5 separate regions of the Mus musculus genome follow, and regions 2, 3, 4 and 5 are each linked to region 1. The links are chromatin loops, found by intact Hi-C in ENCODE. Cell type or tissue: left cerebral cortex. All regions are shown on one strand. Each heading gives the region's core, and the rest is flanking DNA. Links, peaks and the distances in the headings are about the cores only.

Region 1 (4,718 bases), core at 510-4,509:
GCAAGTTGCAGCTCTCCAGCGACAAGGAACAGAACGGTGAGTATCGCCCCCTCCTCCCCCTTCCCGCGTCTCGCTGTGCGTTCGGGTTGGCATTGTGCGGTGGCATGTGGGGTCCTCCAGTCGTGGAGCTGATGGTCGGGTCTCTGGCGCTGCAGATGGGAGTTTCCTGAGTCCGCGTGCACTTTCTGGGGTGGGGGCAGATTTCGGCAGTTTGCAACTTCCGAAGCTCACTGAGTAGAGGGAGCGGGAAGTGCCCCGCAACCTCAGAGTGGAGAGGACGCATGGGCTATGGAAAGGATTGGAAAAGTCAACTGTGACCACATTGCTAGGTGGCATATGGCCAGAGTTACAAGTAAAAGAACTGCCTTTAAGAAGAAATCCCAAAATGAATGAGTCGTGGCAAGTTTGACTTTAAGCAGGTATGGGGGGGGGTGTTAAGAATGGAGAATTCAGGAAAGGTATTAAATTCCTTAATCGAAACACTGTATTATGGGAAGGCAGGCACCAATAAAGAATTAGGTGAGAAATACAGAGGTCAAGAGGCCACTTGGACATTTTCAAAGGAATTGGTTATGGTTTTTCTCTTGAACTTTTTTTTTTTTTTTAAAACGTGCCTTTGTGCCCCGAAACCCTCACCTTTTGGTGGTGTATTTTTTTGTATGTTCATGAATGACTATTTTGTGTGTGTTGGAAGCGATCTAATCCTGCATAGGAAATGAGAATTACTTTCAGCTTTCAAGTGTACCTGAAATGTTTAGAAAACTTTCAGATGCGAGTTCCCCTGGGCTGGGATTGCACAGAGCTGGAGAAAAGCCTCTTTCATAAGTCCAGGGAAGCTTCGGGGGTGTAATTTGCTTAGCCTCTGAACCCCATATGATTCACAGCATTCAATTTCTAAACTCCTTTGCTCTTGATCTACCACTATAAAGCCATTTTTTGAGACTCTTTTGTAAATAGAAATTTTATACCACACATGAAACCACAATGCTAATGTAGGCATCCTAAAACTGGAATATTAAATACCCTGTTTACAATACAAGGGGAGGTTCTCGCTGCTATTTAAGAGGGAAATATACATGTTTTTCCTACTTTGTTATCTATTTACAATGCAATTTCACTAGCCAGGTAAGATGACTGCCAGAGACAGTTGGGAAATGAGGATGGAGTGATATATATATACATATATACATATATATGTATATATATATATATATTGCTTCAAGGCTTCACATCTGGATTTCAACTCTATAAAGGACACATCTTAAAACAAAGTCCAAAAATACATATGTTCTCTTCATCATTCCTATGCATTGCTGGGCCAGGGTAATAGCATGGTGTTTCTTGGTATGCTTGCTCCTTACCTCTGGCTAATGTGATGGCATGTGGCACCTTAAGGCTCTTGAACTGCTGATCAAAGGGCAGCCTAGTGATCTATCTATAATCATAGGGCCTGCAGAGACCTGAGAGATCAAAGGAGCCACAACACCAGCTATACCCAGGCAGGAAGCAAATCCAACCAACCTTTGTCCTTTCTAACACAAAATAAATGTCTAGTTTAAAATATTGCTTCTTACTAAATCTCCATAGCAACCCAGCTTCAACTTATCGCTGCACAGTGAGTGCTCCTTTCTATTTCTGGTCCCTCATCTCCTGTGGCTGGGTCCCAGCATCCCTCGTTCTCCTTGCTACTTTTGTATCCTTTTGCTTTTTCCTTGCAGTCCCTTCTCATGATCTACATGCTATCATCACTTTGCAATGAGCGCCAGAGCTTTCTGCTGGCTGCAGCTAGCTAGCTACTTGGGTAGCTTCACATCCCCAGAAGATGGGAGTTCACTAAGCCAGGCCACACACATTCTGGTGCCATCTGATGCTGGGCCATTCTCATTCCTAAGATGCATGATGCTAAAAATAGTCTCCTCATTTCCTAATCTGTGGGCAGAGGATCTGGCTATGTTTAGCTCTTTGGAGGGTTGGCAGCAGGAAGTAGAGAGGAGAGGAACTACTCACCTTAATAGTTTTCAAAGTAAGAGAGGTAGTGCTAGCTAACACTAGGGGGCAATATAGAGCTATTTTCTGCACATTCTCAGGTTGACTTTTAGACATAGGGTTTCAGGGTTTGAGAATAACAGGTGGGCTTGGAAGAAGAGCACTCTGGAATGTGACCAGATTTCTTGGAATAGCAGCCACTTCTTTTGACTTTTTTTTTTTTTTTTTGACTTCCCAAAGTGTCACTTCCTTACATTGGCTAGTTTCCACCCTCATATTTGGTTGTGCTTGAGTTTTGATTGCCCTGTTGCTCTTTGTGTTGATGATCCTCTGGTTCTGTAGGCATGACCTTCTCAACAGTTAGTTCCCTTAGACAATGCCAGGGGTCAACTTGATTCACATAAAGGCCTTCTAAGGGCCAACCACAAAGTGTCCAAATCGATCTGGATTTGTGATCATAAGAGGTTGGTTCTGTTTTCAAGTTCCCCCTCCTCTCTATGACTAGGGCTGATTAGTTTCTTTAACAATTTGATGTCATCAGTGGAAATTGGATGCTATGTTTGTCCCATAGTGGAGCTAAATATGCACCCTTGGAATGGAGCATATATACATGACTCAAAATTAGGGAATAGGACCATTTGCCCAGTTACTAGCTACTAGATTGTTGTTCTTGCTATTTGAATGTAGCATACTTTTATCTTTTCTTCCCAATGTCAGTGATGAAACTCAGGCCTCACAAGTATTAGATAAGCACTATCCCAGTGAAAATTACCCCAGCTCTTCTTCAATCCCATTGTTATTCCATACCCCGATGGCTCCAATATGAAGCCAGGCTTCCTAGATTTTCCTTGAGGAAATGAGTTGAAAAATAACTTTTACCTACTTGGAGGACATCTGGTTGTTAAACACAGGGAGGAAATACTTCATGTTGGCAAAGCACTAGCTCCAGATAACAATGCCTACTATGAGGTGCTAGAGTTCTTCTATTGAGTTCCAATAAGGAGGAATTACATAGATATTCAGAAGCCGCAAGAAGAAAGGCTCAGTTTGCACATCAGATGTAGCAAATAGATACCAACTACAAAGCTATCTGTGGAGCTATGTTTCACTTGTCTTACGTAAGTCATTTTAACTGACCCCTAATCTGTTTTTTGTTTTTGTTTTTGTTTTTGTTTTGTTTGTTTGTTTGTTTGTTTGTTTGTTTTGCTGTCCTTATTCTCCCGAAACACCTTGGGTTTTTGTCTTAGACTTTGTCTTTATTAGGGCTCATTTATGAGCAACAGTTACAGTGTATGCCCTTTCCTAAGGGAAGGTTTCATGGTTCTTTGGGCAACTTCCCTTGGGGAGATGGGTTCACTAGAAATGCTTTTGAATGTTTGGTCCCTCTTTTAGTGCTAGCTCTTCACACTGCTGCCACAAGCCTGCAGGTAATCAAACAGAGCCCACATTTTACCCTTTAGATAAGAACTTGGAAGCTCTTTTGTGAACAAACTGACCAGAGTCTTTAAAGATGCTCAACAGTACACAGGCTCTGACTGGGGACTCCAAGGACTTTCCTGCAAGGCAGTCCTTAAGTTTTAGAGTATGACCTTTGAAACATATATTTTTGTTCTTTATGAAGAAACTTCCTCCTATGGCTCTGTTCTGTATGAGAGAGCTGAGGCAGCTGAATAAGGAAAGAACAATTATGTAATGATGAGTGCGGTCCTTTCCTTCCAATAGCTGGGTTTTGGAAGTCCTGTACCAACTGCAGTAGTCTATACCCAATCAGACATATGTTACATTCAATTTAAAAGGTATTCACAGAGGATAAAAGCCCTGTAGAAGCTTTGTAGGTGGGCATGGAATGTGTTAAGTCCTTCTAAACAGATGCTGGGATGGGAACTGAGCTTTTTCAGTAGTTCAAGCTTGACTGATACAGAAGACTGGCATAGCTTTCTCAGTCAGCTAAGCAATGCCCATGTCTTGTCTTTTTTACCTCTTTGAAATCTCTTTATCTGTCTTACACTCACTTCTACCTTGTGCTTGCAATGTCTGTAGTGTTAATATTATTAGTTCCATATTTCTTACATGAAATTATGATAATCTGATGTATATTAATTTATATAAAGCACCCACAAATCAAATATTTCCAAGACCACTAAAATTGTCCACATAGCTTTGTGTTAGTGTCAGTCCAAATACCATGTCATAATTGAAGTTCCTTCATTAGATTATTCTCATTTTAATGTTTTTAGTCATTTATTTGAAACTGTTGTCTGTAGCCAGAATATCTCAGTATTTTTGTGTAATTTCCCATTCATTTATTAAACAATCTGTGCTGTATATTTATTTCCACATCTGGCTTCAACTATGGGTAAAACACTATCCTTTCCTTTCTCCTATGAATCTATCTAGAGGTTAATCTCCTGTTGATGTGCCCTAGTACTTATGCTATAATGTTAAAATGGGAAAATGTTTGTACTGAGTCGTCTCTTCCAACAGCACAAAGGGTCTAGCCATTCAAAGCTGCCTGACACAGACCCAAGTCTAGGAAAAGCTCCTTCAACTCTGGGTCTCAGAGCTGAGCGGTCAGTGTCTCTATCATACCAACAGTAAAGCTTTCTGACACTGTGGACAACTAGCAGAGATTGTAGGTAAGCTTACAGGAGGGACCTAAAATGAAGGGGTGTGGTTTCTTTTGGTTGCCCGTCACCTACTTGCAACCTTTGGGCTTCCCCTTTAAAGGATTG
Region 2 (4,718 bases), core at 362-4,361, 440 kb after region 1:
TTCCCTGTAATTATTGCTTATACCACGTTGTTTTTCTGTCTTATTAGAAAGCTCCACAGGGTAGCTGATTTGCCTTTGGTGTTCTTTTCTGAATCTGTCTTTAAAGTCTGTAAATTTAAATAAATGCATAAAAGAAGATCCAAATACTTTCTGAAGTAGGATCTTTAAATATGTTTTTAATGCAGACATGAAACATATGCTCATCAAAATAGAATATTTTTAATATTTCTCCTTTTGTCTTCAAACATCTTGTGAATGTTCAAACTAAATTTATTTAATTTATGTGGTCACATATATCTATCTTTAGAAAATTAACATTCTGCTGTATTTACAAAACCCATTTTTCCAATATTAGGAAAATACATAATCCTTCAGAAAAATTTATTGTTAGGAAATATTCAATAAGAAAGGCCAAAACAAAACAAATCTGAGTCTGTTGTTTTCCAGTTTCAGTTGGTCCATAATAAAAATTCTCAATTGCTCTGTGGTAGCTATTTTATCTTCAAATATTGATTACTTTAATAGAGGTAAAACAAAGAAATAGACAATATGTTGATTTCATTCTACTGGTTTGATACACACGAAAACCTGGGAACACTCAGAGTTCTGCCCTTTATTTTCTATTGTCACAGTAAGAAAGAAATATTGGCGTTGAAATGAAAAATGATGGATCTTTATTCTTATTTTACTATACTGGAAATGATGAACAGGAAATGGACCAAATCAATGTCCTAATAATGCTGTTTTCTTTTCAGGTGCGGGGAGACACCTTTCTGTCCCTTTTCCAGCCACTGGTGTCACCAAGCTTCCTTAGCTCATGGACGTTTACCCTACAAGCCATGTAGCATCTCCCAAGTTTTTCACTACCACCTTGAGTCCTTTGAATAATTCTCACATCTCTTTGAAAATCTGCTAAGGATTCAGTTGAATTCATAGGGATAATTCACAATAACTTCTGCACTGCAGAATGCTTTAGCTGACCACATCTGAAAAATCCACTTTGCCAAGCTGGTGTGCTTGGTTACAGGCTCCTCTGGGGCTAAGAAGGGAATCCACAACACCTGTGCTCGATTTTTACTTAAATACTTGGATTCATGAAGATGCAGCATTTCTTCTTGTTGTTTCTGATTTTTGTTTGTTTGTTCTTTTAGGATAGAATTTCGTGATTCAATAAGATTCTGAAATTAAAGCTTTGCCTCCCCCATAGTGTCCATAGACAGAAAAGCATTTTTCTCTATCCTATCCCTCAAGTCTGTCTTTAAATCCATCTAGCATTGACCCCTCAATCCAAGTTCACGCCTGCCCTTTTGTGACTCATCTCTGTGAGCCCACTGAAATTGTTTGACATTCTAAACAGAAGGTAATCCTCCTTGAACTGCCAATAGGGCACAGACACATCAGACTCTTTCTCTCTTCCCAAACTTGTTCTTGCTCTGAACATTCGCTTGCTCTCTCACGTTAGAAGACCAAAGTTCAAAGACGACAATCCCGTACTTGCATCTTTAAGGAGCACTGCCACCTCAGTGCTCCTGCACCTCACTGCCCTTCCTGGGGATCTACGACCTGAACTTCCTCATGTCCGGAGCTTTGCCTGGTGTCTTCTTGTATGACTGCTCAGTAGATCTCTCTCAGCTCTCTGCCTGATTGACGATCCACTGCTAGCTGATCACATTCTACATTTGTCATGGCTTACTCTGGAAATCGTCCTCTGATCTCTGGCAGTAGCTATAACACCATCACAATATGTGGTGCCCTCTGGTGTAAATTTTTTCTTTCATTGCTGTAACCACATCGGAACTTTATGTCTCATTCATGTGGTCATATGATTCATAATTCTCACTCACTGATAAATAAATTGTGGAAGTGATAAGGATTAACTCTAGCTTTCTCAGACAGATTTGCTGGTCTGTTTTCTGCATAATGTGACTGGATGAACAAGCTTTGTAATTAAGCAGGGGAAAGTTCCCATTTCAAAGTAAGTAAGTAGAAGAGAGTTCCTGTCTCAGATTTCTGACAAAGACTTAAGTGACAAAAGAAGACAGATTGAAAGTGTCTGTCACCTCACATTAACCTTGTCCTGGGAATGTGAGAATGCAAGGAGTACTTTGGAGTCATTTGCAGCCTATTTCTCTATAACAGTTAAAGCTGCCCTTCTTCAGACGACTGTGTTAGACCTAATCAGAGAGAAGGCAGGTTGTGCCTAGGCTCTATGTTTGGAGGGATTACAGCCAAACTGGGTTTTCAGGCTGCTAACTCAAGGTTGAAAGCATTTCCAGATTCAAGGTAAGTTCCGTACACCATGCATAATCCTCACTGAAACTTCTAAAAGAATATCTAATACTCTGATTAAATATATGGAATCAGATATTTAGGAGGAATTAAGTTCTATAGCTACAGCTATCAACTGTTTTATTTGCCTTTAAAACTGGACATAGAAAGGTATCAAGTATTGTATATTCTTCTATCATCTCAAAGGCAAGCAATGACTGATGAACTTGGAAAGACTGAAGCAACTCCTGATGTTTTAGGTTAGGGGTTTTATATTAGTTTGAAGGTCATTCTAAAAATTACAAAGTATATCTAGTAAAATACTGATTCATTTTGCTAAGGAAACAAATCAAATATTAAGCTTGGCAAAGAGTCAGAGCTTTCATTATTTATCCTTCACTGCCCATGACACTGCTTATGTCACTGCTTGATTGCTGCAGCCATAGTCCTGCTTCTGGGCAGGCTGGTCAGTACTGTTAGCATGACACCCTGTGGCTGGATCTATCAATAGCAGAACTGTCAGGTCACAATCCCCTCTGATCTTACGGGAAAATGGTCCTTCGAAAATCCAGTTTGAGTATAACTTACAGATGAAATAACTTTATTAAGTAGAATGGATGTAATAGGATTAAATAGTGGCAAATATTCTTGCTTAAGATAGGAGTTGGGAACTGTATCAAAGTATGTCATAATATGTTGCACCAATTTATACCATGAGTTGGAAAGGATTTCTTCTCCAGTAAGAGCACAGACCAGCAATCAACACCAAGTGTATGCTCATCTCTTCAGTTGTACATGAGCATCTAAGACAATTCTATATCATTTTCAGAAGTCCTGTGAGAAGCTCTTCTCTTATACTTGAGAACTGAGGGTCAGTGAATGTTAAGTTTTTTCCTTCATCTTCTGGCTAATTGAGTGCTTGCAATAAACGCTGCCTTAAAGGCTTGGGCTTTAAAATCTATTGCTTGGTTTCCAGGACTCCTAATATAATGGTAGTATTTAATAATTATAAATTCAGACCTTGAATGTGGGATCATTTGAAATATTGCCTCTGTTATTAAAAAAGAGACGAAAATGTTATGCTGCCAGGAAGTGCAGTGTTGCCTGGCTAGCATTTCAACCCTCTCTCATCTGTCTGTGTAACATCAACCTTACTGTCCTTCAAGACTGGTCCACACATACCTCCCTTGGATTCTGGTTCATTGCAAATACCTGTGAATTTCTGAACATTCAATGAAATACCATCTGTGCAGCTCAGTGGACAGTGAATCACTGTGATGTCGAACGCTAGCATATGCATATTTTAATTTGCTTAAATGATTCTTGCCAGTTAATTTCCACCTGTTCACATTTTCAGGTGTGTGCTCATAATGAGCTGGTCTTACTTGCTATATTCTGGGCTCAAAACAGCAGCCAGGGAAGAATAGGTGTATTGGTGACTATCCAAAATTATCCACACAAGATAAATAAAATAATTGTGACCCAGGAATTTGCACAAGTTCTTACATTCATTTTATGTGGGCTTAACATAAAAACTGCTTTTGATCCAATTCCTTTATGGCTTAAATGTATATTTGCATTCCAATATCATAAAAATGCAAAATTTTGTAACTGTCTTTTATGCTTGCTACTGATGAAATATATGCATCATTAAATACATCATAAGATATTGAACTAGAAGAAAGAAAATACTCTCTTATAAAAATTACTCCTTAGGATTCACATATCAGAGAGGTAGGAGAAGCATGGGGTAGGTGGGAGAGTTTCTGAAATGTTAACTACAAGGAGCTAATTATGCTAATTATGCTGTGCTCTTTGCACACCCTTTCCTTGCTCCTTTCTATTAGAAAATAATTGGTTATTTTATTTATTGACATTTCAAATGTTATCCCCCTTCCCATTTTCCCCTCCACAAATGCCCATCCCCTTCCCTGCCTCCATGAAGGTGCTCCCAGACCCTCTCACCCATTCTTGCCTCAGGGCCCTAGCATTCCCTAATCCTGGGTTATCAAGCCTCCACAGGATCAAGGGACTTCCCTCCCAGTGATGCCCGATGTGGCAATCCTCTGCTACATATCCAGCTGGAGCCATAGTTCTCTTCATGTGTCCTCTTTGGTTGGTGGTTTAGTCCCTGGGAGCCAAAATCACCCAGTGGAACAAAGACAGCATTTTCAACAAATGGTGCTGTTTCAACTGGTGGTCAGCATGTAGAAGAATGCAAATTCTTATCTCCTTGTACAAAGATCAAGTGAAAATGGATCAAGGACCTCCACATAAAACCAGATACAGTGAATCTAATAGAAGAAAAAAATTGGAAAGAACCTTGAACACATTGGCACAGGGAAAATTTCCTAAGCAGAACTCAACGCCTTATGCTCTAAGATCAAGAACTGACAAATGGGATCTCATAAAATTGCAAAACTTCTGTAAGGCAAAGGACACTGTCAATA
Region 3 (4,718 bases), core at 288-4,287, 730 kb after region 1:
GTGCATGCACACAAATATCTGCCCACAGTCTAGAAGGTGGTTACACACATGAAGATACACACACCTTTACACGGGTGAGCATACCCACACACATGTAAATACATGTCTCTGTCTCTGCCTCTGTCTCTCTGTCTCTGTCTCTGTCTCTGTCTCTCTCTCTCTCTCTCTCTCTCTCTCTCTCTCTCACACACACACACACACACACACACACACAAACACACACAACACACACTCACAGAGAGAGCAATGTAGAGAACACTTAAACACTGTGAGAAAGTTGATAGAAATATGGGTGGTAAAGGGCGTTTTGGTGATGTCTCAAGAGAAAATGAGGTACTGTCTATTAGACTCTCACAGAGTGGCAATCCTTATGGTACAGTGACAACCTGAATCAATATTCTAGTACTTTGTGGAATGTAGTTGTTCAGACTGATGAAAGTGAATATTTAATTGAAGATAGTCTAATAAAATTATTGAAGATGAAGCTTGGCTTGTACTAGGGGTTCATACTGAAAGCTCACGGTAAGAGAGACATTACTTAAAATGCATGTGTTAAGCAAAGACAAAAGTTAAAACTGTAGAAAACTCTCATTCCATTCATATTACAAGAAGAGGAGGAGGGGGGAGGAGGAAGGAGGAAGAGGAGGAAGATAACACTGAGCTGTGGCTAAGTGGCCATTTGATAAATGAATTAAGAGGAAACAGATACCTCAAAAGAAGTCAGGCACTATGTTTAAAACGGTGGAATATAATGCACAAGTCACTGGTAGAACAGTTGTTCAGCATGCATGAAGCCTTAAGTTTGATTACTAGCACCATTTAAAATAAGCAAAGGAATGAATACATTAAATGTGTTAGTTAACTGTGGAAAAGTAGCCTGAAAATGAGGCAAGGGTCCTTAAGGATGCTATAGTCATCACAGGTCAAGAACGCACAGGTTGTGTGACTAATGCCTGCATCTGCTTTGGTTTTCCAGGATCACACCATGTGGAAGCAGAGATGTGGTACTATCCTGAGAGCTCAGTGAGCATGGCTTCTCAACCCAACAGAACAGCTTAGCAAAGGGACAGCAGAGACTTGGGAGTGCAGGTGGTAGGGGGTGGGGGGTGGTGGTTTCCAAGCTGGGTACTTACATAAATCCTTTCATTTGGGTCTTGGAGGCAGAGCATCAGAACAAAGGGTTATTCTGAAGGCTTACAGTTCAAAAGTAGAATGACATTAGCCTATCAAGTTTTAGACTTCCTTGAGACACAATCTTTCTTTTTTTTTCTTTTTCTTTTAATTTTCCCCTTTTGGAATAGGATTGATTCTATCCTACAGCTACCCACAACAGTTGCAGTATATTTGATCACACTGTGAATCCTGAGATTGTGTTATTTACTGGAAAAGCCTGTTATTAGTTATGGTATGGCTCAACTTTAGGACATACCTTTAATCTGAGAGTTTTCTGTTTGAATATTGTAAAGAGGAATAAATAAAATCAACCATTTGATAGCAACCAGTTGGAGCAGTAACCAGTTGACAGGAAGCGAACATAGGATTATTACAATTAAAAACATAGAGAGTAAGAGGGAGTCAGGAGGACAGGAAGTAGAATGGGGAACATGCAGTTTGAAGGAGGTTTCTGAGATGCCTTGAGAGTAGGGCTTTGTTTCTGGGCTGTGAGCTGATGAGGAAGACCAGCCGGGTGATTTCTCTCCTCTTGACCTATAGGTGACTTTGTTTACTCCTGTTTAAAATACTCAAACAGAAACGTCTAGGGTTAAAAATGTGTGCTAAGGCTGAGCTGCACCACAACTAACAACAAGTTTTTGTAGTAAATAATGCTATTTTTGGATCACAGGGTGATCATGTATCCTGCAACACACAACTATATTTGGAAGCATAGACCTCCTCTGTCTTCATCATTCTTACCTGGGAAGGATTCCTCACAGGATGCATTTCATCCCTGGTTCTATGCTAAGTAATTTAAATGCTTTGTGAATATAGACCTGAGACCATAGGCTGGAGTGAGTCGGGCAACACGGGAAAGAATAGTTTTCATACAAGACACAGGGATATTGTAGGAAACAAGAGAGAGGATATTATAGACTACATATTTCTGTCTGTCTAACATTTTTATGTTGGAATTGTAATCCCCTAATGTATTAGTATTTGAAGAAGGACCCTTGGGAGATTATTAGGACATGAGGGGCAAGTTCTATGACTGGTAGTAGTTTTTCAATGGTTAATTTTTCCTGATCAATATGTAAATAAGTCACATGACATGTTCTTGGGCATGAATTTTCTGTGAAAAAAATCTATTCCGCAATTGTCAATCTGCATTATAATAACAAAAAAGGATATAGGTAGATAATTTAAAATAAATTACCTGTCTGCTAGTGAATCTGGGTAGCTAAAACTCAAGACATTTCTGGGTTTTACTATGGCGAGATCTGCTTCTTTCTTTCTAGGCCATTCTGGTGACATTAAAAAAAAATACCAAAGACCTATCTTCCTCTTTTTATCCATTAAAAGGCAAAACCAAGGGCAAGTGGAGAGAAGATGTAGTGATTTTTTTCATAGAACATTCACAATATTTGCCTAAAAATCTCATTTGTGACATATTTATATCTTGATAAGGAAAAATTATCATTTGAAAACTACTAATAATCATATAGAAGTGTATGTGTGTGTGTGTGTGTGTGTGTGTGTGTGTGTGTGTGTGTGTGATATAGACAGGGGAGAGAAATGGATAGAGAGTCAGCTTGCAATATAGTCTATTCTGGCCTCAAATTCACTACCTTCCTGCTTTAGCCTCAAGTTTGCTGACTCATCACTTTTCATTAAAAAAAGACAGGGAGAGGAAGATTTTCTTGAGATATTATATAATTCATGAAGAGTTCAAACTATAACATAAGACTCTTGTGTGTTATAGATGACAATTACATCATCAAACAAAAACAGATAAAATGTCATTGAATGATTAATTTTAAATAATCTAACCAAATATAAGCCCAGTGCAAGTGTGATAGGCCATACTGTCCACACTTTCCACCATAATGGTCATTCGTGTTGACAAAGGATTAAGAAAAAAATCGAAGTGCATGCTGAAATGAGCCTGATATGAGTGTCTCCTGAGAGGCCCTGCCAGAGCCTTACAAATATAGAGGCAGATGTTAGCAGTCAACCATTGGACTGAGCACACGGTTCCTAATAGAGGAGTTAGAGAAAGAACTGAAGGAGTTGAAGGGTTTGCAACTCCATAGGAAGAACAACAATATCAACCAACCAGACCCCCCAGAACTCCTAGGAACTAAGTAATCAACAAAGGAGTACACATGGCTATATCTGCATATGTAGCAGAGAATGGCCTTGTCATGCATCAATGGGAAGAGAGGTTTTTGGTCCTATGAAGGCTGGATAGATGCCCCAGTGTAGGGGAACTGAGGTTGGGGAGGTGGGAATGGGTGGGTGGGTGGAGGAACACCCTCAGATAAGCATGGGGAGGGAGGATAAGATAGGGTGTTTCTGGGAGGAAAGGAAACTGGGAAAAGAGATAACATTTGATATGTAAATCAAGAAAATATCCAATAAAAAAAGAAAGAAAGGAAATCAAAATATCTCCTCCAGAGATTCTTTACCATGGACAAATAAAGGATAAAATGTCTTTTCTTGGGCTGAAAAGGTGAATAAAGTAAGCACCACAGATAGGTGGATAAACCTTCTCCCATCCTAGTCTTCTGGCCACACCTGTCTAAAGTGAGGTCAGAACTCCCGTACACACACCACACACACACACACACACACACACACACACACACACACACACACACACCAGCATTGCTTCTCACTTCCTACCTCGAGGACTTCTGCATGGAGAGCTGAACATAATACACTGAAAGAGTCACTAGACTAAATTTTCACCCCACACCTCTTCCTTCCTCAGCTTAATAGTTCTTAAAGCATTGTGCATATTAAGTGTACCTCCTAGGCCTCACATAGGATGTGTGCATAATTGTTGATGTAAAGATAAGAGCAATGCTTTTTTTTTGTAGGACTACTTTTTGAGATAATATGTGAGCGTCTTCATGTATTATACATGGCAATTGAGGATCGTATGTAGTTTCTCTGTGTGCTTTTTAATGCTGGCAGCAGGAACTTCTGGGTTGAAGGCTCCCTGGCCTTACGCTTCTGTGTTCCTTCTCTGCCTTCTCTGCACAGAATACACTGCTCATAGCCAAGATGGCTCGCTGAGGCTACTGGTCTCTTTCTCAGGTGATTTCTGGTGTCCTATCCTGGTTGGTAGCTCCTAAATCTCACTCTCTTCTTTCCTAAAGGGCAAACAGTATACTGAACTACCTCCTTTATTTCCTTTAGAATGTCCCCAAAATCACATTGTGTCCTTGGCCAGCTACAACTTCTAATAACCCATTATTAAACACAGACTTTTATTTTTTTTTTTATGTGTTTCTTTTTCTTTTTTTTTTCCCATTTTTTATTAGGTATTTAGCTCATTTACATTTCCAATGCTATGCCAAAAGTCCCCCATACCCACCCACCCCCAATACCCTAACCACCCACTCCCCCTTTTTGGCCCTGGCGTTCCCCTGTACTGGGGCATATAAAGTTTGCGTGTCCAATGGGCCTCTCTTTGCAGTGATGGCTGACTAGGCCATCTTTTGATACATATGCAGCTAGAGTCAAGAGCTCCGGGGTACTGGTTAGTTCATAATGTT
Region 4 (4,718 bases), core at 365-4,364, 740 kb after region 1:
AGGTTCCGCGTGATTGGATTGGGGCAGGCGCTGTGTTCCACTCACCAGAGGTCTTAGGATCCCATGGGGAATCCTGTGTGGGCCCTTGCGGGTGTTGGGCAAGTCCGCTGGCAAGGTACCTCGGGGCTCGAGTCTTATTTTTTCTTTCTACTGAAAATATTTTTGTTATTTTCATGTAATATATCCTAATTATGGTTTTCCTTCTCCAAACAGTCCCAGATCCTCCCTATATCCCTACCTACCCACATCCACATCCTTTCTTGCTCCCTCTCAATAGAAAATAAATTAGCATTAAAATAACAACAATAACCTGAACAAAAACAAACACAAGAAAAATTCACAAGAAGAACAAAGAAAACTCAAAAGAAACATATATTGATGTAGAGACAAACACACTGGCAAACACAGAAATCTCATAAAAACACAAAATCAGATACCAAGTTATATAAACAAAATGCCTACAAGGAAAGGGAAAAAGAAAGAAAGAAAAATGAAAAATAAAATGCTCAGACACATGGAGAAACAAAACCAAATCCAAACAACAACAACAATAACAAAAACCCTCCAAAACTACAATGGGATTTGGCCTGGCCTTAAAAGTGGTTTGTATGCCCAATTAGACACCTTTGGAGACAACTAATTTTCATTATGAGTGGTTATCAATTAGTTATAGCTTCTGGGTTGGAAATGTCAGCTGGACTGCTGGGCATGGTGTCACACGTCTTTAATCCCAGCACTCAGGAGGCAGAGGCAGGCAGATTTCTGAGTTCCAGGCCAGCCTGGTCTACAAAGTGAGTTCCAGGACAGCCAGGGCTACGCAGAGAAACCCTGTCTCGAAAAAGAAACAAAGAAAGAAAGAAAGAAAGAAAGAAAGAAAGAAAGAAAGAAAGAAAGAAGGAGGGAGGGAGGGAGGGAGGGAGGGAGGGAGGGAGGAAGGAAGGAAGGAAGGAAGGAAGGAAGGAAGGAAGGAAGGAAGGAAGGAAGAAGGAAATGTCCGCTGGAAACACAGACGTTATTAAAAAGCGAATTATACAAACTCATAGGTACACATATTTGAATCAGAAGCATCACTCATGGGAAACGTTAAGTTTTGCGTGATTGTGTTTTTTGGCTACCATCTGTTCTTCGAGTTATTTCTGTGTGTGGGATTCACACATCAAAAGTTCTATACAAGGATGCAGTCTTAACACTGTATTCAACGTTGTGCCTGTTCGTTTCCAACAACAGTAAGCTTCACCAGAGAAGCTATATTAGCAAAACTGGCAAACACTAGAAACGGGGCAACCTCCCCTGGAAGGCCAGCCAATGGTCTCTGCTCTGAGCTCATTACTAACTCTTCTCTGGATATACAGTTTTTCAGAACTCTGGATGTACTTTCTCAGTCCCTTTACTAAGTAATTTCTAGATAATTAAACTGATCAAATGATTGTCAGCAACAGGTTTATGAGTACAAGGAAATGCCAAACAAGTAAAGAACTGTGAACAGAAGGCCCTCTCCTGGCGCAGTCCGCATAGTTTTATTCTAATGGGTCATAGTGACTGTAGTGACATGTCTTCTCCCTAGTCCCCAAACTATCACATCACATGGTAAGCTACATGAGGCCCCTGGTTTAGTTCCTTGCGATTCAGAGATGTATAGCAAATAAAGGCTCTTTAAATTATGAATTCTTGTCTCATCCTTGATCTCATTGGGAAACAGATAGAGCAGAGTAGATTTCACTGGAGAAACTCGATATTACGGAGACAATAAGCTATGAGGAATAACTCTAAAGATGTAGTGATAGCATTTAAAGGACGTTGGGCTGCCCACAGGAAGGGCAAACTTGGTCAGGAAAATCCCCTGTTCCATTAGGCCTGAGGCTTGTTTGGGAGGGAGTGGTTACAGCTCCCGGGATGGCAGAAGGGGCTACTGGGGTTTCTGGGTCGAAGCTGGTCCACACTCAGCAGACAGGAAGGAAATGAGCCAGCCTGCTGGGTGCGGGCATTCAGCCCATTAAGCAAAGCCACAGAGGAAGTCCTGGTGCTGCTAACGACTCTAAGCCTGGAGCATTCAGTATCAGTACGCTTCAAGTACAACTTTCTGAAGGTGATCATAGGGCTTGATGTGAGCCTATGAGGTCACCGCGTCCACTGGGTACGTGGCTGGATAAAAAAGCCACCACATGTTCTCACCACACACCCACATCATGTACGGAATAATGCAGCAGAAGCCAGAAGGGTAACGCCAAAGCAAAACTGCTCAGAGGAAAAGCATAAAAGAGAGGAAGAAAGAAAGAAAAAAAAAAAAAATCCCTTTTTTTTCTTCAGCGTGTCTCTTGCGCCCTCTATTGGCAAAGTAGATATCTTGCGGCGTTTACAGAGTTGTTTTGTGTTTGGAAGTGAAATTGGCAGTGTTCTCTCTCGATCCTCACTAGGGGGTCTTGGCTGACACATTTGTAAAGTTAGTCCCTCCATTTTGAAATGGTATTTTTCCTTGTCATCTTGCCCTATCAAATTTGTAAGTCGGAAATTCAGCGTTCCCTTGATGACTCTCCAGCGACTTTCTCCATAGCAAACATCTGCCTCAAATAAACTCTCCTTTTTTCTGTCAACCTCAAACTTATGTCATTATCTGTCCTATGAACGACTATATTTATTCCTTGTGAAAAAAGAGATAAGTGCCTGTAGTTCATGAGACATTTCACTTGGCATTTCAGGTAGATAGATATAATCTGTTTATGTTATTATAATTTAAACTGCACTGTAGAGGTAGAATAACAGCTCTGTCAATTAGAAACATTAGGAATTCCATACAAAAATATTGAAATAATATGATAGTCATGATAAAAATAATGATCACAACAAAAACATTCTTAATAGGAAATTGCTTATAACCTGTCAGTAAGATTAAAACTAGGTAGAGGCTCTCAGGGGTTATCACTTCCAAACAGGGGGGAAAACAATCTCTGAAGTCAAAAGTAAAAATCATTTAAGGCTGTGAAAATTATCTTAAGAATAATAAACATGTGTTTGGAGGGAAGAGGGTCTGTAAAGCCATCCAACCCATGGACCATATTAAGACTCAGAAAACATATTAAAGATGTAGGTATTTTCCGCAAGATCTTTGATATTATTTCCAGTGGTTCCTCGTCTGGCTCCCTTTTGTGAATCTTTTCTGCTAAGCCTCTAATCCAAATCTTGTTCTCCAGGTCTCCTTTTCTATCACAGTCTTGTAACCATTCATCTTTATGTGTTGTTAGAGCCCAGTCCTATCCCCTTCCGAGCTTCCGTCCGAAAGAAGATGCTCAGCCATTCTCTACTCCATTACCTTGTGCTTCACTCTGTGTACCTTTGGGGTGGAGCTCTTTCCGACTCTGAGTCAGCTTGCTTGCTCTGCGGTGTGCTTTGAGGCTACTTGGTGTTTTAGTTAGCTTTTCAAGTACCACAGCACAAACCTTGAGATGGACCTATCAAAAAGCGAAGAGATCTTTATTTTAGCACATTGCTCTGGAGGTTCAAATATAATATCGGGTGGCTCAACTGCCCTTAGCCTCGGATGAGTGTCATGCATCACTATGGACTCGAATACTTTCTGGTCAAGACAGGAAGCAAGGAAAGATGAGAATCCCACAGTACTCTTAGACATATGCAGTCAGTGACTTCAGGAGATCATGCTAGGCCCTGTTATTTTATTTTTAGCATTTCTCAACAGGCCAACCTGGAACCCAAACTCATAACACATGGACTTAGCTGGGAGAAATTTGCGACTAACCCACAAACCTCAAGAACCTGGTAAAGAACTGGAAAATTATAGCATTAGACAATGAGAAATCTGAGCTCCCTGCCACTAGCAAACAGTGGAGACCCTTGCCAACATCCATGAGAAGCAACTATCCCAAACAAATCGTTAAGGTTAATAAAGGCCTAGACATGGTAACTGAAAGGTCATGAGAGTCTGGACGAAAGGGAAAAACCAAGTACAACCTTCCTAGTTTCTAGATACTAAATAGACCAAGAGCTATTCACATGAATGCATAACCAGTCAGGCTTTCCATTGATCTGAAGTTATCTACCAATTAAATTTCACAGGGTTGACCTTAAAAATTATCTAAATACCAAGATATATTTTTACGTTTTTAGTATTTCGTTTATAACAGTTATCTGGAAAGAAATTCCATGTGATATTATGATATATTGGTACAGAAGTCACAAGGTTTGATATTTGTAGAGTTCTACCTGAAAGTGCAATTATGATGTATTAAGAGTCAAAAACAAACTCAATAGACTCAATAGACTCGTATAGACATAGAGACACATACATTTAAACACACAGAAATCTCATACAAACCCAAAGTTAGACATCATAGTATCTACACAAATGGTTTGTAAAGAAAATCAAAACAACAGAAGAACAACAGTACGGAAGCATTAGAAGACAAGGAACCAACCGCCAAATATCCCACTGAGTTTGCTCTATGATGGCCATCTACTGTGACATGTGTTGCCTGGCCTTAAGAGCAGTTTCAATACCTAGTGACACTCCATTGGTAAGAATTAATTTATTTGTGAGAGCTTCCAGTAATAGCTTCTAGATTAAGAATGAAAAATTGTATCTACTTCCTGACTTATTCCTGGGACCTGATCAGAGCCAGACCTGTGTGAGCCCTTGGCTGGTGCCATATTCTCTCTAAATTCATACATGCTTTGGTCCAGCTATGTTTAGAAAGATTTGTTCCTCA
Region 5 (4,718 bases), core at 439-4,438, 80 kb before region 1:
ACACACATACATTCTGCCATGTTTGTTCCTCTAGAGAACCCTGACTAAGACACTTCTTTTTCTGTTTTCTGACAGAATTATATCTAACTGGTCGTGGTTCTTATTTATATTAATTCTTTGAATATTTATGAAGATATGCTAGCAATTGTATATTGGGGGTTGGGATTTTCATTGTAGGAAGGGATTTGGATACTATATTTAATTTTTCCCGTTAAACTGGATAATGTTTGTCCTGTAGTCTCTGAATAATTATTGGATATGTCTATGTACCAAACGATGTATCCAAAGCATGTTAGGAACCCTTTGACCTGAGTTTATGGTAATGGAACAAGGTAAGAAATGTGTGTTCTTATAGAATTCACATTTTGAAGGGGAGACAGATTTTCCAGCAATACAGCAATAAATACAATATTTCAGTTATGATTAATTCTAAGTAGATGTTTCTATTGCCATGGGAGTGGAAAAGTTGAAAATGGAAAGCTTTGATTTAATCTAGATATATTAGGAGTGTTTTTTATGAGTAATTTATATAAATTATTGTGTTTTCAACTTGAATTTAAGCCATTCCTTTCGTTTTTAAAATATATTCTTAATGTAGTTGTTCTTTTCTGTGCTACACTTCTACCTTGGACTCTGAATGCAATTATATCTCTAGTTCAGTACAAAATATCCTGATTACAAGAGAAACCCTGTTTTCTATGTGTCCTACCATTGGGACAGCTGATTTCATTATCTTGGCTGCCATTGCCTCTCCCTACCACATGGTGTCTCTGTTGACAACTGGACAGCCATAGCCACTGAGCCTTGCACCTCCTAAGAAGGGTGGCATTTTGAAATCAACATTGCAGGGATTTTGAAGTCTTGCTACTGGTTGCTATTAACCATAGCTGTTGGCAGCCATGGCCCAGACTCTGCTAGCACTGTTCGAGAAATATTCCCAGCAGTGTCTTGGCAGATGAGAAACACTATTATAGGCCTATGTAGATTTAGTTAGCTCTTGTATTTCTCAAGACTCTGGGAGTCTTGGATATCTCTTTTTACTGTTTACCGTGGTAAGAGATAACTAACCATTTATTTGGTTTCTAATACCAGCCAAACACAGAAAATACCTATGGATTCCATTTGCTACTAGGGAGAATAATTTGTTCAGAATGATCTGGGAACCTGCTTTCCAATTTCTGGGAGACTTATCCTCCCAGGGATTCCATAGATGACTTTCTAGCATTTCCATCACAGCAAAACAAAGGCAGAATCAAAAACATATAAAAGGTTGTTTTATTAAACCCCTTTTTATTCTAGGTAGCATTGCCAAGGGGGAAGTATTAATTGATTCTAATATTAGAAAAATGCTCATGCATCCAATCATAGCAACCAGACTGTTCCTCGGGGCTTTACCTCTTATTGTTCTTGTCCTTCCTCGATCAATTTCAGTTTGTCTATATCTTTTCAAAAATGCAGTGACCAAAAGTGCCACAATATCCAAATAACTAGCTAGTGAATGCATAATGTAGCACACAGATTGCTTCCAAATGTTCTGCACATTGTTCTGCTTAATAAATTCCAGAATCATAGCGTTGCAGTTTAGTGTTAGCCTCAGGTCTTTCTTGTCTGTGTCCGTAGTCACAACTTCCAATATTTTTATTCCTTTACTACAATTTTATTTTGTTTCAGAATCCAGCATTTTTGTTAATGTCATTTTGACTCTTCTTTGAACATTCCAGAAAAATGCTGAGATTTCCAGATGCCAATATACCTGACGCCCAACCCCTACGCATGTGCTAGTTATTCAGTAGTTTCAAAACTGAGTTCTTTAATAACTACTGTGTAGTTTTCTAAATATATCATAACTCTAATGGAAAAAAGCATCTTTGAGACAATAGGTCACAATGTTCTTCTGATTTTCACAATGTTCTTCTGATCCTGGGAAAAAGTAATTATGTTTTTCTCCCACTTGAGTAAAAATGCAATAATTCTGTTCAAGACAAAAAACAATTCTATGTCCTCCTACAAGTTCTATAAGAACCACTCAATGAAAAAAAAAAACAAAAACAAAAAAACACTTCTTCCTACAATGTGCTATAAGAACAACTCCATTGAAAACACTCTTCCTACAGTGTGCTATAAGAACAATCTACTGCAAAGATATCCTCCTACAATGTGCTATAAAACAACTCCTTTGAAAACAGTGTCCTCCTACAATGTGCTACTACTAAAGAAAGCCTTGGCTTTCATGTCTGAAAGCAAACAGATTGATCCAACATTCCTGAATATCCCTGGTTGTTTCCTAAGCTTCTGTCTGTAAATTTTAAAGCATATTGCACTGTTTTAAAAACAAAATAAATTCAATTTGCTCATCTAAAAGTCACAGAATCAAGTATAGCCAGGAAGCTTAAATTTTATTGGCAGTCATTAAATAAGCACCACAATAAGTAATGTGGAGCTTAGGCAATTTTTAAAGAGATTCATCCAAAATCAATGATCAAAATTAAATTAACAACTAGTTAATGGTTGTAAATTATAAGGTCCTTTTTTTCTCCATACAACGCTGTCTCTACACTTCACACATCAATTTGATGTGAAATTTAAATAATACAGTTAATATACATTGCCAATTACTCCTTTGTGGGTATGGTATATTTTTACCCTTCAGTGAGCTCCAAATTAGCACTTCAACAAAGGGTCTTGTGGAAGTGGAATTGAGAGTCAGCAAATTATTTAGCTAGGATTTCCTGCTCACTAGCTTCGAATGACGTCCACCTATGAAGAATCCAAAGGGAGTCTAGGAAGTAGGACAGACTTGTGACTCTCCTCTGCCACCAACACTGAGAACTGTAGCAGGTTTCATCATTCAGCTTTTTCTACTTCCTGCTTCTGCTCAATGATACAAATGGCAGTCATGAAGTGTCCTGCCTTGTCGTCTCTTTGAATCTCTGGTTATTCTGATCTCTTCCAATTGTTTGCAGCATTGAGGATGGTAGCTAATTCCTCCTATTTCTTTCTGTGGTTTGTCTCAGTGTTTTTCCAAGACGTGGGAAGCAGATCCTGTATTAATACTTCCTACCTCAGATCGCTTGCTCACTCATACCAGAAAGAAATCTGGACTTTTTGTTTCTCTATTCTGAACTTTATACAATTAAATTCAATATTCTTTGATTTGAGAAACAGAGAATGGTGGAAGAATGCTGAAATCAAGTTCTCTAAAAATGGTCAATGCTGAGAGCTGAGGAGTTAGCCTAGAGCAGAATACTTGTCTAATATTCAGGAGGCTTTCCACCTAATCCCAGCACTAATGAGAAAAATAAAATAATAGCTGTTAAAATAGTCAATTGTGGATGCTCACAGTCATCTATTGAATGGAACACAGAGTCCCCAATGAAGAAGCTAGAGAAAGTACCCAAGGAGCTGAAGGAGTCTGCAGCCCCATAGGAGGAACAACAATATGAACTAGCCAGTACCCCCAGAGCACCTGTCTCTAGCTGCCTATGTAGCAGAGGATGGCCTAGTTGGCCATCAATGGGAGAGAGGCCCTTGGTCTTGCAAAGATTCTATGCCCCAGTATAGGGCAGTGCCAGGGCCAGGAAGTGGGAGTGGATGGGTTGGGGAGCAGGGGGGTGGGGAGGGCATAGGGGATTTTCAGAGAGGAAACTAGGAAAGGGGATAGCATTTGAAATGTAAATGAAGAAAACATCTAATAAAAAATAAAGTAAAATAAAATAAAATAAAAATATAGTCAGTTGTGAGAAAGCACACCTCTTACCACAACTGGATTCTAGTGTCAGTGTATGCAAGCTTGTGGGTGAGGGAGGAAAGGAAGAGGAGAGCGAACAGGGAACAGGGGCTTGTGCTCATTATCCAGAAGAGAAAGCTTTCCTGCAACAAATGAATAAAGTCAATGTGCACAGTAGAACCTAGTCAAATTATCCTTGAAGGGTCTGTTACATTTTATTAATATAATGCATAAAACTAGTGGTAAAATGCTGTATTTAAAGTATTTATCCAGCAAAGGAAGAAATGGGTAAAGCTTATTAGGTCCTAAACTCAAAGATAAGGTTAGGAAGTTCCAGTACGTTAGTGCAGGGTAGAGTAACCAGTATACGTTAAAACAAAACAAAACAAAACAAAACAAAACAAAAGCAACAAAAAAAACCTTATTTAATATTTGAAAGTTTTATCTATTCAGTTCTTTATCAGTATATTTTGATTATATTCTTTTCCCTTCCCCAACTCCTCTCTGATGTCCAAATCCCGACCCACCCAATTGTACATTCTTTCTTTCTCTTTTTTTCCTTTAAAATATATTTTTATTGTGATGTTGACTTTGGTTTGGGACACTGCATAATTTAAATAATAAAGGATTTGGAGAAGGGAACCTGATCTGATATTGCTTGAGAGAAAAAGACTGAAGCCCTGAAGGTCAGCAGAAAGAATGTAAATAAGCAACCTTAGGAAATAGGAGGTTGGAGGGACCCTGCAGAATGCACCAGAGACCTAGGAGGTGAGAGACTCCCAGGACTCAAAGGGAGGGACCTTAGATAAAATGCTGGACAGTAGGGAGAGTGAACTTATAGAGCCCACCTCCAGCAGGAAGACAGGACATCAAGTGAGGGATGGGGTTGCCATCCCACAGTCACATCTCTGATTCATAATTGTTCCTGTCTGAAAGAATAACAGGGATGGAAATGGAGAGGAGCCTGAGGAAAAGAAAGTCCAGTAACAGG

The links. Hi-C counts contacts between places; a loop is a spot of excess contacts. Peaks named below come from ENCODE experiments on the same cell type or tissue, not always from the same donor. Only the 100,000 strongest peaks of a DNase experiment are listed, where the experiment ranks them.
Region 2: it touches region 1 in a loop (1.8-fold over the local background); 11 of 42 quality-filtered maps call a loop at or near these places.
Region 3: a loop joins it to region 1, with 4 times the contacts of the local background. A loop is called at or near these places in 25 of 42 quality-filtered maps.
Region 4: it touches region 1 in a loop (8-fold over the local background); 25 of 42 quality-filtered maps call a loop at or near these places.
Region 5: it touches region 1 in a loop (2.6-fold over the local background); 7 of 42 quality-filtered maps call a loop at or near these places.

What each region holds. Positions count from the first base shown.
Region 1 is chr3:81,037,519-81,042,236 of GRCm38, forward strand. Pdgfc (platelet-derived growth factor, C polypeptide) reads left to right here. Exons shown (of 6, transcript NM_019971.3): 1 at 1-36. Among named protein-coding and RNA genes, the nearest start is that of Pdgfc, 3.5 kb to the left of the region's middle. In left cerebral cortex, for the core only: a CTCF peak has its summit at 2,052 (motif pointing right); DNase peaks (open chromatin) are centred at 790, 1,746, 1,996 and 3,727; H3K4me3 peaks cover 853 bases; H3K27ac peaks cover 1,703 bases.
Region 2 is chr3:81,480,821-81,485,538 of GRCm38, forward strand. No RefSeq gene overlaps it. Among named protein-coding and RNA genes, the nearest start is that of Gm52636, 150 kb to the right of the region's middle. In left cerebral cortex, for the core only: a CTCF peak has its summit at 2,758; no DNase peak of the experiment used is centred there.
Region 3 is chr3:81,770,396-81,775,113 of GRCm38, forward strand. No RefSeq gene overlaps it. Among named protein-coding and RNA genes, the nearest start is that of A830029E22Rik, 29 kb to the right of the region's middle. In left cerebral cortex, for the core only: no CTCF peak of the experiment used is centred there; no DNase peak of the experiment used is centred there.
Region 4 is chr3:81,781,106-81,785,823 of GRCm38, forward strand. No RefSeq gene overlaps it. Among named protein-coding and RNA genes, the nearest start is that of A830029E22Rik, 19 kb to the right of the region's middle. In left cerebral cortex, for the core only: a CTCF peak has its summit at 2,333 (motif pointing left); DNase peaks (open chromatin) are centred at 1,149, 1,487 and 2,156; H3K4me3 peaks cover 475 bases; H3K27ac peaks cover 736 bases.
Region 5 is chr3:80,958,002-80,962,719 of GRCm38, forward strand. No RefSeq gene overlaps it. Among named protein-coding and RNA genes, the nearest start is that of Gm29808, 31 kb to the right of the region's middle. In left cerebral cortex, for the core only: a CTCF peak has its summit at 757; DNase peaks (open chromatin) are centred at 783 and 2,201.